Regions from separate parts of the Mus musculus genome. Here regions 2, 3 and 4 are each linked to region 1. The links are chromatin loops, found by intact Hi-C in ENCODE. Cell type or tissue: left cerebral cortex. All regions are shown on one strand. Links, peaks and the distances in the headings refer to the core of each region. The heading gives the core; the rest is flanking DNA. Region 1 overlaps Grm3 (glutamate receptor, metabotropic 3). Region 2 overlaps Grm3 (glutamate receptor, metabotropic 3). Region 3 overlaps Grm3 (glutamate receptor, metabotropic 3). Region 4 overlaps Grm3 (glutamate receptor, metabotropic 3).

What was found. Hi-C counts contacts between places; a loop is a spot of excess contacts. Peaks named below come from ENCODE experiments on the same cell type or tissue, not always from the same donor. Only the 100,000 strongest peaks of a DNase experiment are listed, where the experiment ranks them.
Region 2: a loop joins it to region 1, with 2.8 times the contacts of the local background. A loop is called at or near these places in 2 of 42 quality-filtered maps.
Region 3: a loop joins it to region 1, with 4 times the contacts of the local background. A loop is called at or near these places in 8 of 42 quality-filtered maps.
Region 4: it touches region 1 in a loop (5-fold over the local background); 9 of 42 quality-filtered maps call a loop at or near these places.

Annotation. Positions count from the first base shown.
Region 1 is chr5:9,539,329-9,542,823 of GRCm38, reverse strand. The region is part of intron 3 of Grm3 (glutamate receptor, metabotropic 3); the gene reads left to right. Among named protein-coding and RNA genes, the nearest start is that of Mir879, 170 kb to the right of the region's middle. In left cerebral cortex, for the core only: a CTCF peak has its summit at 1,848; DNase peaks (open chromatin) are centred at 1,151, 1,537 and 1,786; H3K27ac peaks cover 917 bases.
Region 2 is chr5:9,719,290-9,722,784 of GRCm38, reverse strand. All of the region lies in intron 1 of Grm3 (glutamate receptor, metabotropic 3), which reads left to right. Among named protein-coding and RNA genes, the nearest start is that of Grm3, 4.3 kb to the left of the region's middle. In left cerebral cortex, for the core only: a CTCF peak has its summit at 1,394 (motif pointing right); DNase peaks (open chromatin) are centred at 1,075 and 1,445; H3K4me3 peaks cover 828 bases; H3K27ac peaks cover 1,503 bases.
Region 3 is chr5:9,703,673-9,707,167 of GRCm38, reverse strand. The region is part of intron 1 of Grm3 (glutamate receptor, metabotropic 3); the gene reads left to right. Among named protein-coding and RNA genes, the nearest start is that of Grm3, 20 kb to the left of the region's middle. In left cerebral cortex, for the core only: no CTCF peak of the experiment used is centred there; a DNase peak (open chromatin) is centred at 2,025; H3K27ac peaks cover 2,276 bases.
Region 4 is chr5:9,715,135-9,718,629 of GRCm38, reverse strand. All of the region lies in intron 1 of Grm3 (glutamate receptor, metabotropic 3), which reads left to right. Among named protein-coding and RNA genes, the nearest start is that of Grm3, 8.5 kb to the left of the region's middle. In left cerebral cortex, for the core only: no CTCF peak of the experiment used is centred there; a DNase peak (open chromatin) is centred at 2,146.

The DNA.
Region 1 (3,495 bases), core at 602-3,101:
TATCATCCTTAGTGATGTAACCCAATCACAAAAGAACTCATTAGATATGCACTCACTAATAAGTGGATATTAGCCAGAAACATAGAACACCCAAGATACAATTTGCAAAACACAAGAAAATCAAGAAGAGGGAAGACCAATGGATGGATATTTCGTTCTTCCTTAGAATATGGAACAAAATACCCATGAAAGGAGTTACAGAGACAAAAGTTTTGAGCTAAAACGAAAGGATGGACTATCCAGAGACTACCCCACTCAGGGATCCATCCCATAATCAGCCACCAAACCCAGACACTATTGCATATGCCAGCAAGATTTTGCTGAAGGGACCCTGATATAGCTGTCTCCTATGAGGCTTTGCCAGTGCCTGGCAAATACAGAAGTGGATGCTCACAGTCATCTATAGGATGGAACACAGGGCCCCTAATGGAGAAGCTAGAGAAAGCACCCAAGGAGCTGAAGGGGTCTGCAACCCTATAGGTGGAACAACATTATGAACTAACCAGTACCCCCAGAGCCCTAGCTGCATATGTAGCAGAAGATGGCCTAGTCAGCCATCACTGGCAAGAGAGGCCCCTTGGTATTGCAAACTTTATATGCCCCAGTACAGGGGAATGCCAGGGCCAAGAAGTGTGAGTGGGTGGGTAGGGGAGCAGGGCGGGGGGAGGGTATAGGGAACTTTCGGGATAGCATTTGAAATTTGAAATGTATATAAAGAAAATATCTAATTAAATAAAAATACCAGGGCAATTCAAACCCTCCAGAGATCCGTGATGTCTTGCCAGTTAACTCTCACGGAGCTTGCTAAAGGGGAGATCTTGAAAGAGAATGATTATGCTACCCCTGCACAATGCACCATCCTGCTTAACCCTCTGCCTTGGGTTTCGCTCTCTTCCCATTTGTTAGCATAGATAATTTTCTGAAACTCATCAGAAAAGTTGGCTGTAAACCTCCTGCACATGCTCAAAACAGTATGGACTGCTTATGAAGTCCATGCCTTAAAGTCTGTGATGTAAAGTCCTTGGCTGTGTTGATATTACAGCCTGGGGTTACTCATCTCTTTTGTAATTAGCCTCCAGCAGTGGATTTGCAAATTCTTCAAGTTATTCCTGAACAGTGGGAACAATACAGACTTGAAAGAAAGACAACCAGCACACGATGAAGCTGATAATAGTAGAAGAACGGGATCCTCTTGAAGGCATCAAGTACCTTCTCAAGACCACCAGAAAGGAGGAAGCTTTGTTTCCTACCCCTTTAAGCCTTCAGAGTGTCTCCCTGACAAAGCTGAAGAGGGTCGAAAATTTTAATTACAGGTTTCCTTTAATTACAGGCTCCTTTGCCATGTTTACCAAACAGCTAGAAGTCCTGAGGGTGGAGTTAGGCTCTTTAAAGTCATGTTTTAATCTCCTTTGTAATTGCAATTTGATTGCTGGTGTAAATTACGTAGTAGGCTTGCCACCTTCAGTGCCAGCCGTTTCCCAGAGTGGATAATTTTGAATTGAACGGCTGATATCCATCCAAAAGTTTCCCAGAATGTTTCACGGACTCCTTGAATTATTCATTAAACAGAATTCTTTAAAAAGAAGGCAAGAGGTTCCTTTGATGTCAGCTGGGGCTTTTCATCATATTATGGACTATTAGTTTCTAGACTCTTTTAGAGGTGGTTTCTTGAAACCAATGTTCAATTCAGGACTTATCACCTCCAACCTTTATATTTTATTTTAACAGCATCATATGTCACCCTGAATGGGGCAGTTTCTGGCAGAAACCTGGTGTTTAATTTCTAAGGAGGAGGCAGGAATAGAGAAAGAACAGTTAGTCGCAAACACGCCACCTGCTGCTCAAACTGTGTACATACAATAGAAATTTCATCTTCACAGAGCAAGCCAATAGGGAGCTGTGGTGTCTGGGAATCCATTCATCACATCGGGGCCCCTGATGACTTGAAATTTTTGACTATAATTACTTACTAGGGCCAATCTTTGCTTGGTATTTTTGAGTCTGAGCTGTGTCCAATCCAAATGTCACTTTATAGATTATTAAGCAAAACAACCCCTACCTTTATTTAAAAGGAAGAAAGATTGGCCAAGTTTCCACCATGACGTCAAAATATAAATTTTTAAGGAGTTTACATCATAGGCAATATTATATTGCCATTCTTTGGGTTTTTTTTCTGCACACTAAGCACTTTGAAATCTGTCAAAGGTTATGCCTTTTCTGTGCCCATCTGAATTGACATTACCCATTAGGGGAACTTTATCATCTGATTCAGTCATTTCTGACAGTAAAAACAAAAACAAAAACAAAAACAAAAACAAAAACAAACAAAAAAAAAAAAACCTGTGCATAATGAAGCCAGAACACACAAGAATTTGGGCTGTCCCAAGCAAGCAAACCTGGAAAAAAATCTTCTCCTGAACACTCTACATCTACTGCTAACTCATGATTCAGAATAACATACAAAAAAGAAAATGACCCAGCATAGTGAAAAGATGCCAAACTGAAGAAAGAGAGAGAGAGAGAGAGAGAGAGAGAGAGAGAGAGAGAGAGAGAAGGAAGGAAGGAAGGAAGGAAGGAAGGAAGGAAGGAAGGAAGGAAGGAAGGAAGGAAGGAAGGGAGATTGTTTTTCACCACAAAGTGGGACTATTCCATCACTCTGCATTCTGCATATCTGTTAGGTCAAAAAAAAAAAAAAAAAAAAAAAAAAAAAAAAAAAAAAAAAAAAAAAAAGGCCTTAATGAAGACCAGATAGAGCTTCATAATTTTCTAGAGGAGATGACACCCCTATCAAGAAGGATACATTGTTTTACAGAGAAAGTGTCATTTGAAAAAATGTAAGATTTTAGAACTGGGCACACCAGCAAGGCAAAACATGAGTAGTTAAATGAGCCAGAACCAAGAAAAATGTAGCAGTGTCCACCTCCATCATCGCCTCTCAGCAAACACTTCGTGAAACTTGCTAAGCATCAAGTTACTGTTGGTACAGTCATGGTTAAAGAGACATCAAATCATGCCTTTGTCAAGATTTGACATCCTGGGAATACTGTGAAGATGACTCAGTGAATGGGCCTCATACTGCACAAGCTTGGTTGGGAGTTCAGATCCCAGAACCCTGTAAAATGTCCAGAAGAATGGTGGTGGCTCACCCTCTTTAGGATTTCCAGAGCAAGCAGGCCAGAGAGACAACCCATAATGGGCAGAATATGAATTTCACTGGGAGACCCTGTTTCAATGAATACAGTAAAAGACTGATGGAAGAGATCCCTGACATCAGCTGGGGCCTTGACATGTACCTCCAATGCTTACACCACACATGCATACCACAGGCATGAAAACAGAAGAAAAGAAAAATAAGTTACTGTAAGTAGTATTTAGGTCTCTCCTGCAGAGATCATGCCAAATTAGATATACGTGTAGAAATCACTGGCATATTTAAGCTGACAGGGAAAGAAAAAGGAAGGCTCACTTCAGGAAAAATCAAGAAAGAGAAGAGGA
Region 2 (3,495 bases), core at 449-2,948, 180 kb before region 1:
TTGTAAACATAAATCACAAAATGAGCCCTGGCTCTTTGCAGGGTTTGGCGAGTACCTAGCAAGGTGTGGCCTATCAGCCTAAGAATGAAGTATTTTGATTTGTTTTCTGTACTCAACATTATCTCAAGAACCCACTCAAAAAGGGGAAAAATATCTCATTTTTTGATTAAAAAGAGGAGGGAACTTCTTCAGTATAGAATACGGCCAGAGGTGCAGGGTGATAGTCTTCTTCTTCAGACCAGTTCCTCAAGGGTCTGCTGTTCACACACAGTGCTCTCTCTTTGCTGTTTTATGCTGAGTTGATTGTTCATTCTTTGGAAACTGTGCTAAATGTATCCAATCTACATTAGACAGATTTGCTGAAATTGCTTTCAAGAAGCAGAGTAAAATGAGAAAAGATTATTTATCCAGCCTAAGCACACAAAATGAGTACAATCATAGTAACAACGGAGACCACACAAACCATTAGTCATCCTCCTCCTGCCATCTCTGATGCTGCCTGGGTCCCTACAGCATTACTGTATTTTGGAGTGCATTAGTCCAGTGTATTTCTTAACAGGTCATGTGATGACTTCTTCCAGAGTTTTTGAAAAACTATTATGTAGTGTAATGGTTCTCTCTATTAAGAATTTTTTAATTCAGCTTATTTCATGACTCTAATTTATCTTATTGCTAACTCCTTATCATTTACTCCTCTGGGCTATTCCATCCTCTTGTATGATTTAAGATCCTCATCCAACATTTATACAGGTCATGTAAAATACATAATAACACAAGAAAACACGTGGGTGCCAGTTCTATATCCACCTCTTGCCTCAACAGTATATGTTTTAGGACATTTATGTGTTTGTGTGTGGCTATACGTCCTAATAATTTATCTGGTTCATGTAAGAGATGGGAAATTGTCTTCCTTGACATTAGTGGCCTATGTGACTATCCAGAAGATACTTTCTATGCAATGTTCTGGGTGGCTGCACATTTATGAGATATTTTCATTGCAAATTTGTTGCCAATAGAGCCCTGTCACCACCCACACTACAAGGGACTTTTGTGACATGCTGGTCTGATGCTCCAATGAGCCCCAAAAGCTGTTGTCATGTAAATCCCACTGCTGACATGAAAGTGATTTCCTTAATTAATAGAATGTGCTAAGAATGTAAAAGTGTAAGTTAGTTAGCTGTGTGTAAACATGGAGCAGTAGTTTTGTGAGAGTTTTCAGTGGCCACTTCATACTGATACAAACTGAAAAAGCCAGAATTAAGAACACATTATTCAATGTTCTGTATCATGAAAAGTAAGCTCCCATCATGCATATACCAACACAAAATATATTTAGGCTTATATGGAAGAACCATATGTGAAGGTTACTTTTAAAATAAGAAGCCTGAAATAACCACAAGGGGGAAAAGCAGGCTTTTATTTTGTTCACTTAAAATCTGGCTGCAACACAACCATGTGTAGGCTTCCTTAAGATTCTTTAGCAAATATCTTGGTAGCCTCAGTCTCCCACTCAATTGTTTCTCCCTATGCCAGGCACTGAAATGCAAGCTTTTACTAGACAGTCTAGGAGCAAATGACTAGGAACTACCTTCCAAGGTACACTTGGCAAATCTAGAAAGAGCCAAAAGCAGGTGCTCAGCTGTCTTTATACCTTGTTGGGCATTAGACTATTCACAAAAAACATCTGTGTGGATTTAGGAAACTAAAGGGAGAGGGGCCATTACAAAACTAACTGTTTTTATGGGAATTGAGTTGGGCTGCATGGAGCAAACAAATGTTAAGTCAGTCTTCTCCCATCTGAGGTCCTAAAGTGTTTTTATAGTGCATTCATCACACAGTGCTGAGTATCCTCAGAATGATTTTCCTTAGAAACAAAGGGAAAATCAATTTTCTTGGTAGAGGAAAAGTAGGCCATTAATATATTTGCGATTTCACCTTGGAACCAGAGAAGCATTCTAAGAAGTGATGCTCTACATAGACTCTCTCTTCCTATCAGATTAGCAGTCCTGCTTCAGAACTTGAAAAGTACACACAGTACTTTAAAACACACACACAGATCCACTTAGAAAAAATCCATATAAAGTCTATACAAACTCTACACCAAGATATCATGTTTCAGAACAAAGCCACATATGTAGATGATAGCTCCACAGAAAGCATAAGAGGTTCTCCGGTTTAGTTTGTTAGAGTGCACTTTTATTTTCTAGTCAGAGTGCACTGCTCTTTCTACCAAAAATCACTTGGACAAACATAGACACTAATCAAACATATAGCAATTTTCAAAATCTAGATGTGCAGTTTTCAAAAACTTACAGCCAATACATAACAACATAGACATTCTAACACGATAACAATTTCGAGACCAGTGTTGAGTTTTACAGGATGTGGAGTCATTTCTGTTGAAGCTCTCAAGAAAAACAATAAAACCAGAAAAGTCAGCTCTTAGCAAAACAACTGATGGGAAGATATTTATTAGCTCCCGAACAAAATAAGATTTGGGGTATATAGTGAGGACACAGAGTGACAAAATACATCCAGAAACTTTGCAAGCATATGAAAAGTTAAAACTATTCAAAAAAATTTAATTTGTAATTCTCCATTAGAAAACACTACAGAGCTAAGAAGATAATTGGTCCATAAAATCACTTGCTGCTTAAGCATGAGGACCTGAGTTCCACTCCCAGGACTCACATAGCAGCAGACATGACAGCGTGCACCTGTTATCCCAAGCTGAGAAGGGCGAGGTAGGATGATCCCTTGCACTTACTGACCAGTCAGTGTTAGCAAGTAAGTGTTCAGTGACAGCCTGTTTCAAAAAAAATAAGGCTGAAAAAACTTAAGGAAGGCCAGACAGAGATCTCTGGCCTTTATACATGTATGCATGTACACACACACACACAGAAAGAAAGAAAGAGAGAGAGAGAGAAATTCACACCAGCATGTACATGTGCACACATAGTCACAATCACACATGCATACAAGCACACAGAGAAAAAGTAAAAAGGAGTTATCAAAATTATCATGCAAGCTAAAAACTGGCCTCCTTTATTTAACATGTTCATTTGGATATAAGACATGCCTGTGCACAGACATTCTTTGTCTCTCTGTCTTGGCATCTTTCTCTCTCTGTCTCTCTGTCTCTGTCTTGACCTCTCTCATACACACACACACACACACACACACACACACACACACACACACATACACACAGGCTCTATAGAAGTACTGTGCTAGATTCTGTAGAAAGACAAAACTACTGATATGTTCTAATAGTAGATCATTATTAACCAGTTGTCCTGTGGCTATAACATAGCAAGGACCATCTGCTTTATTGTTACAAGAATTCAATGAGTCAGGAGCACACTTGTGAGCCCATTTGACAAAAGAAGTGATGATCCAGTCACTTGCCTAAGAGCAAGTACTAAACAAAAATCAAAACTTATTTTTAACCCCAAGGCAAACTTTGTCAATTATAATGAAAACTCTATAGCCACT
Region 3 (3,495 bases), core at 510-3,009, 160 kb before region 1:
ACACACTGTGCTAGTAAACCAAAGCCATGCATCGCATCAATTTCAATCTGACTTTAACCTTCTATAACAGAGGAGCGGTAACAGCATGCTCTTGGGAAAGTCTAGGTACCTTCATTTATACAACAGCAAGCAATTTCACTACAAATTTGAAGTTTTCTTGCTTCTTTTGTTGCAGTTGTCTGGGATGATCGGCTAAAGCTAATTGAAGTTCTAGAACATGAAGGTTTTCCGTCAGGCATTACTATTGATTTGTGGTAACTGTGAAAGTATGCTTAGAAGAAGGCATTTGTCATTAGTCAAACTTTACCTAATATGTGAGGAAATATATTGTGCTTTAGTTCTATTTGCTTCTACTATTGCCAAACAATGCGTTTGAGAAACATGGTGAAGTAGGTGAGTACCATACTTAGCACTAGAAAAAACATGCTATGAATCCCATAGCAACCTCTTACAAGGTAGAGCATCTTAGAAGATGTAAAAGGTTTCTCTATTCTTCCTCACAATTTTGCTCAGATCATGGAAAGTAACAGCTATAAAAGTGCCCAGTAGGGTTTGGCACTTGGTAGGTCTTCATTAAATTTTAACTAAGGCAACCTACTAAGGCTAAAAAGAATCTCCACATATAGTGTTCACAGCTATATTTGCCTATGTGCTAACCACAACAATATCTTCCAATCAGCCATATCAATTTACCCCTCTTTTTATAATACATATGGATGTTAATTAAATGCCCCTTCACTCAATGCTTTCTACTTATCCTTACAGAATTTGAGGTTATACTGTGAATTGTCCACTCTTCTTTGTATATCATCTCATGTATTTTTGTGCTTGTGAAAACTACATGTGTGATCTGAAAATTATGGAAATGAGAATTTCATATTAATTATTTCTTGGCATGGAAAAGCAAAACAATGCAGAGACTTTTCTGGGTGTCTTCATGCTGAATGCTGTAACTTTAATAACTTCTGCACTGCAGAGATTACAAAACTGATGCATATTTTTAAATGTTAACTCAAAGTGTCAGACGTTTGCTTATATTCGGCAAAATCTTAGGAACAAATTTTATGTCTACATGGCAATGTGGGCTGGTAGACATATTTTCTGTCATTCACATTTTATGAATACTCTTACCCTCTAATCATTTTAATCTACATTATATTGTAATCTTAGTTTCTTGGAGTCTTGAAGTTAGAAATAAGAACTTGATGTTAATGTTAATTACAGGAACAAGTTGAAATGTATTTTAACAAAAGGATGAGATACTGAAAGTCAAATAATCCCTGAGAGGTTTTTCAGCTTCACTTAATATGCAAAAGAAGCTAGGGTGAAATTTGGGGACTTAATAACCCATTTTTTAGAGAAAGAAAAGAATCTTGCCTCCAACACCATGAAAAATCTGATCTGATTAGGTTCTTTTTTCTCTAGGAGATTCCTTGGCCCTTGAGGTAAATGAAAAGTATTTCAAGAGATCATTTTGCCATCTACAGCCAAAATATGACTCCGCTAAGCACCATCTCTGTCTGCCTTATTGTGCTTAACCCTACAAAAACTAAAAATCCTTATAGTCTTAATATGTTCAGTTACAGATGGTTGTGGATTATCTTTAATGTCATCTCATGTTTGTTAAGTGAAAGACTTTGCATTAGGACATGGATGCCCCTTTCCAGGGGTCACCTGGACCACAGTTGCTTCTTTGGAACCAGATGGGGTTTTCGTTTTCATTCACATGCAACAGTTAGCTCTTCAAGTGCTAACATTTCTTTTCTCTCCAAGTCAACTGTGCTGTTCAAACCAGCTGTGGTCCTTTTCATGAGTAAGAAAAGAAAATTCGACTTGTTTACAAAAGACATAATACTCAAAAGGTAGACTGGGAAACTGCTGTGCTTAATGTTTATTTTATCAGGTAGACTGGAAGGCTGATTGGGGGATCCAGGCCCAGCTGAGCACCCTTATGCCCATTTCTACCTTCTCCTGGCAAGTTCTTCAGTTAGTGAATTTCTTGCCAAAATCCACATCAGATATTTTGTTGTATAACTTAAGTACCCAGAATAAATCTTTGACGCTAAGGTTGTCATAGGAGACTATGAAATAATATGAGTGGGAACATTTATATAAAGCATATTTTTTCCGGAAGTTTGATCTCATTTTCAAGCTCAGTGCCTCTGACGGGAAGAAGGCAGCAGGAAGCAACTTATCAAATCAAAGGCTTGTAGATCATCTCTATTGAAAATGTCAAAATCCCTCAAAATTATTTTGTAAAATGAATGATGTTCCACCTATGCCATGGAACTAACTGCCATGCTTGCACATCTGACCTAAATCGTAGATCTGCCTGATTGCCCCAGATTGTTACAGAATTAAGGGCAAAAAATAGTAGATGATTCAACTAGGTGCCTGCAGCACAGTAAGGGGGAATACCTGTGGCTTAACATAGGCAATATTGCGTGTTTATTATTTTGCCTTTTTTTAAGACATACCAGAGCATATAACAACAACAATCTCAGCTTGGCCTATAGGATTTTCATTAGCCTGCTACCTGTCTTATGTTTATTTTTGTCAAATAGAGATAAAATATTTCAATAAGCATTAACCAGAGATTTAACTCTGGTTACATTATTACTCTACATGATCAAGCTTTGGTAGAGACATGGGATAATACTTCAGGAACTCTTGATGAGAGCCAGCATTCAAATGGCATTAGTCTGCTCTGAGAAAGGTCTTTCATGAAGTAGGGATGCATGTCAGAGGTAAAATGTGGGTGGTAGAGTACCCTCATAGAGGCAGGGAGAGGGAGGAGGGGAAGGGGACTTGTGGTGGGGGGGGGGACTGGGAAGGGGGATAATATTAGAAACATAAATAAATAAAATAACCAGGAAAAGAAGAGAAAAGAGAGAGGAGAGGAGAGGAGAGGAGAGGAGAGGAGAGGAGAGGAGAGGGGAGGGGAGGGGAGGGGAGGGGAGGGGAGGGGAGAGGAAGGGAGGGGAGGGGAGGGGAGGGGAGGGGAGGGGAGGGGAGGGGAGGAGAAACAACCTGTCTCATGCTCAGGCCTTGAGTCAGCAATTTCTCCTGTAATCTAACCACAGTTTCCAGTTTACTCACTCCTACCCTACTTCCAGAAAACTTTTGAGGATTTTTCCCTGGCTTCTCATATGGTCTCTTCTTCAGAGATACCAGTTGGAGCACAGAGACATGCAGCCTGTAAATACCAAGTAGTATTTCTTTCAGGTTGCAAGCTCTAACAAAGACTTCACTCTCAAAACCCACCCTACTGAACCCAAGTCTGTGAAGCACTTTCACTCAGTCAATGAACAACAGGCTCTTTAAGCAGACACTGGAGGGAGCCAAACTGTTGGCTTGAAAAGAAATTGGGGTAGCTAATCAGCGTACTCTCCCACCCCCACTATTTTGTCTTTGCTTTCTTGTTTTTGTGTTTGTGTTTTAGTCATAGCTTCTCGCCCCACTCATCCCCCATGCCACATCCAATGGGGTTGACCC
Region 4 (3,495 bases), core at 704-3,203, 180 kb before region 1:
AGAAATACTGTGGCCTGCTCAGTCTGTAGGACTGCCATATAAAAGCTCCCATCTCAGATTCTGTGACCTGGGTGCTTTCTCATAGACAAGTTGTCTTGTTTTCATAAGCTTATACCTGTTGTCACAGTGCTCAAGACCCGAAGTATGAGATAAGTCTTATTCAAAGATCTTTCTCCAAATGTGAATTGTGTTACAATGTTCTTGTAAACTTGAAAGAAAATAATAGAAATCCCAGATCTGTCCCTCCATCTGGTGGGAGCTGTTTCCTTCGATTGTTAATAATACATAGCAGATAGATTATTAGCAATATTTTCTATTTTACTTAGCAGTTTCAATACGCCATGTGTTAGTGAATACAACATAGTAGAAACTGCTTTCAAAAAATATGCCAAAATGCATGCCAATTTGAGAGATGGCAGTACAAGGTCAGAAACAGTTGGAATTGTATCTGCCTCAAGGAGAAAATGAGATCTGAGGAATATAATTACCTGTTTCTATTTTCAAACATCTTTTTTTTTTCTGAAAAAGCAGAGACCCTCCATTTGCTGATTCCTTAATTCCAGTGATTTCTGTCAAGCCCAGGGACTGTGATGGGCACCCCATACCTCACTTCAACACTGACAAACAGTCATAATGTAAGACTCAGACACATTTATCTAATGACCAAGGCCTGCCCTTTGGGAAAATATATTTGAGAAATATTTATAGCCCTACTTTTTCAAACTATCTCTTCTGACATCTGCCTTGGTTCATGAAACTCTCAGAATTTACTAATTTGAGATGAGGTAGATCATCACTTGAACAAATGAATCCTCTTGGAGAAAAAGGTTAAGTGACATACAGCACTCCCCCTTCCCCTGTTTCTTCTAAGATCTTAACTTATGACCTTGCTGTGTGGTGTGGAGAGAAAACCTTGGTCACCTCAGATGGAAGAGGTTGGAATGTTTCAGGAGGAGGAGAGAGAATGCCAGCCCCAGTTTCTGCCTGTTACATAGACAATCACCTCTGACACACACAGCACGTAGCAGACCACAAAAGCCAACATCAGAATCTCTTTAAAATGAAGGTTATTGGCTAGACGTAGCCTAGAGTAGTGAGAACAAATGCTGTTGGAACTAGAAGTAAAGAAGCTACATATTGACTAAGCTTCAGATAATTCACGAGAAAAAATGCAAATTTGGAAAACATTTCTCAATTCCACTGCTCAGGAGACTATAACAAAATACTATAGTGGCAAACAATTCTGGACATTGAGGTATCTAAGGTCAAGTTAGCAGCAGATTTGGTGAATACCTTCTTTTCAATCTACACACCAATCTACACACGAGATGGTGAGAGAGAGAACTCCATCACCTGTGCTTACTAGAACACTTGTCCTGTCAACAAGAAACCTGGTATTGTACAGACTTCATCAAATATATCTCCCAAGGACTTCATCTGTAGATACTAACATTTTGGAGGTACTCAAATAATCAGTACAAATCAATTTACCATGGACTGATGGTCCTACAGAGAACATTCTGTGAACTGCTTGTACCAAATTATTTACCATATCCTTCCACTATAATTGGATTAACCAGTTGTCTGAACTCCACAGCTGAGTATTAATTAATTAACCTCAACTAATAAAGCAGTTTCTATGAGTTATATGAGCAGGCTGACTTTCTAGAAGTCTACTTTCATTGCAAAGGTATTTATTCTGTTAGCTGTATTAAATTCCTATAAAATAAATAAACACAAGGTATCATCTATTTTATAGCCTTCATATTAGAAAACGTCTCCCTTTATTTGCTCTGCAATTTTTACTATAATATTGAGTGAATTTCTTTTAAAAAGCTGCTGACACTTTAAATTAATTAATTAGCAAAAACATCATTTCTGTTTTTTGAAGATCAGAAACCTGATTTGTTTATATCCTCTTCAGACTGAAGTTGTCTTTATGGCTATATTTTTATAATCTAAAGGGCATGAGAAAGCATTGTTCTGTCCCAATTCTCCACTTCCCTCAAGATTTGCAGGGCAACAGGAGTCGGGTGAACTCCATTTGGCAACTTCCATTTTCCACGCAGCTTCTACTGTGTTCAAGTGAATGGTTGCTTAGCTGAGGTTGGCAGACCTCACAAAGATAGTTTCCTAAGCAGGGCTCAGAATCACATGGGAAAAACACTGAAGAGAGAATGGTGGATGGGCAGCAGTGGGTGCGGGGGGGCTCAGACTGGGCCTCCAGGTTCTGTTCCCAGGAAGTCTTCCCAACTTTGCCTTCAGTCAAATTCACAACGGAAAGAGAAGTAAATCCCAGAACCCACGCTTTCAGACATTTTTAAAGTCCAAGAATCTCACACATCACAAGGTTTACCTGTAAAAAGTCACACTGAGGCTCCCGCAGAGCCTGGCTTTTTTGACCTTTTGTTGGTCACAGAGCCACTTGGTGGAGGTGATTCTACAGGAATTTCCCTATATACCAGGCTTTATGTATCTAAAGCCAAAAACTATCACCACCCCAAACCATTTCTTTTCCTCATAGTTTCAGACTCCAACGAGGCCACACCTGCCTGTGAGCCTATGGGGGCCATTTTCATTCAGACCAACACACTTAGTGATACAGAATTCCTGCCTAGTATTTGTGAGGCATCCGGTTCAGTCCTCTGAAGCACACTCCCAGGGGAAAATCTTGGTAAATAATTGGCTTTCAAAGAACTCAATGGAAACTCATCACTTAAATATAAATTCCTAGACATCTTCCTCAACACCAACATCTGCTTTTCCTATTCACCCAAGATAGCTCCTGTTTATCAATGTGGTCTTTTGATGTGTTTTATTCCTCTTTTCTGCAAACCTATAGTTAAATCTAATTTCATAATCATCAAAGCCTATGATATTTTCATCTGTCTTATAAAAGTTTTATCTAAAGCATCTATGCAGTCTTATGTAGGCCTGAATAGTAACTTCTGTTTTGTCTGGAATAGATTATAGGTAGAATAATAAGTTTATTTTTTATTCTTACTCCTTATTTAAGGTTTATTTAAGGTTTATTCAGTAAAATATGCTTGTGCATAAAAATAATGAGAAATTGTAGCTACTAACCAGTCTTTATTTAAAAAACATAGTATGCTTAGACAAATATGACAATTGGAACTTTGAACACTACAGGTATATTTGATCATGACAAAGGGAGCTGTCATGTTTTGCATTAACATCTGGAACAGAAAGCTTTTGTGTTCCCACGGATTATGATCAATGTTTCTTTGTTGTTGTTACTGACTCCAGTTCTAACTTCTGCAAAGTTAAGAATGGAAGGTAGTATGGGAAGGTGAGCATGGGAGACCTTACTTGTCAGTCTTTCCAAGTCCTGTGACCCTAGATTTTTAAGATAAAGTCTCAGGGTATGTGTGAGCACACATTCCTAATAGGGATTCCTTCTCACTGCTGAAGGTTCAGCACCTGAGTCCCCCAGGCACCATTTTCTTTCGTCTAAGCACAGCTCCTCAGCTCTTT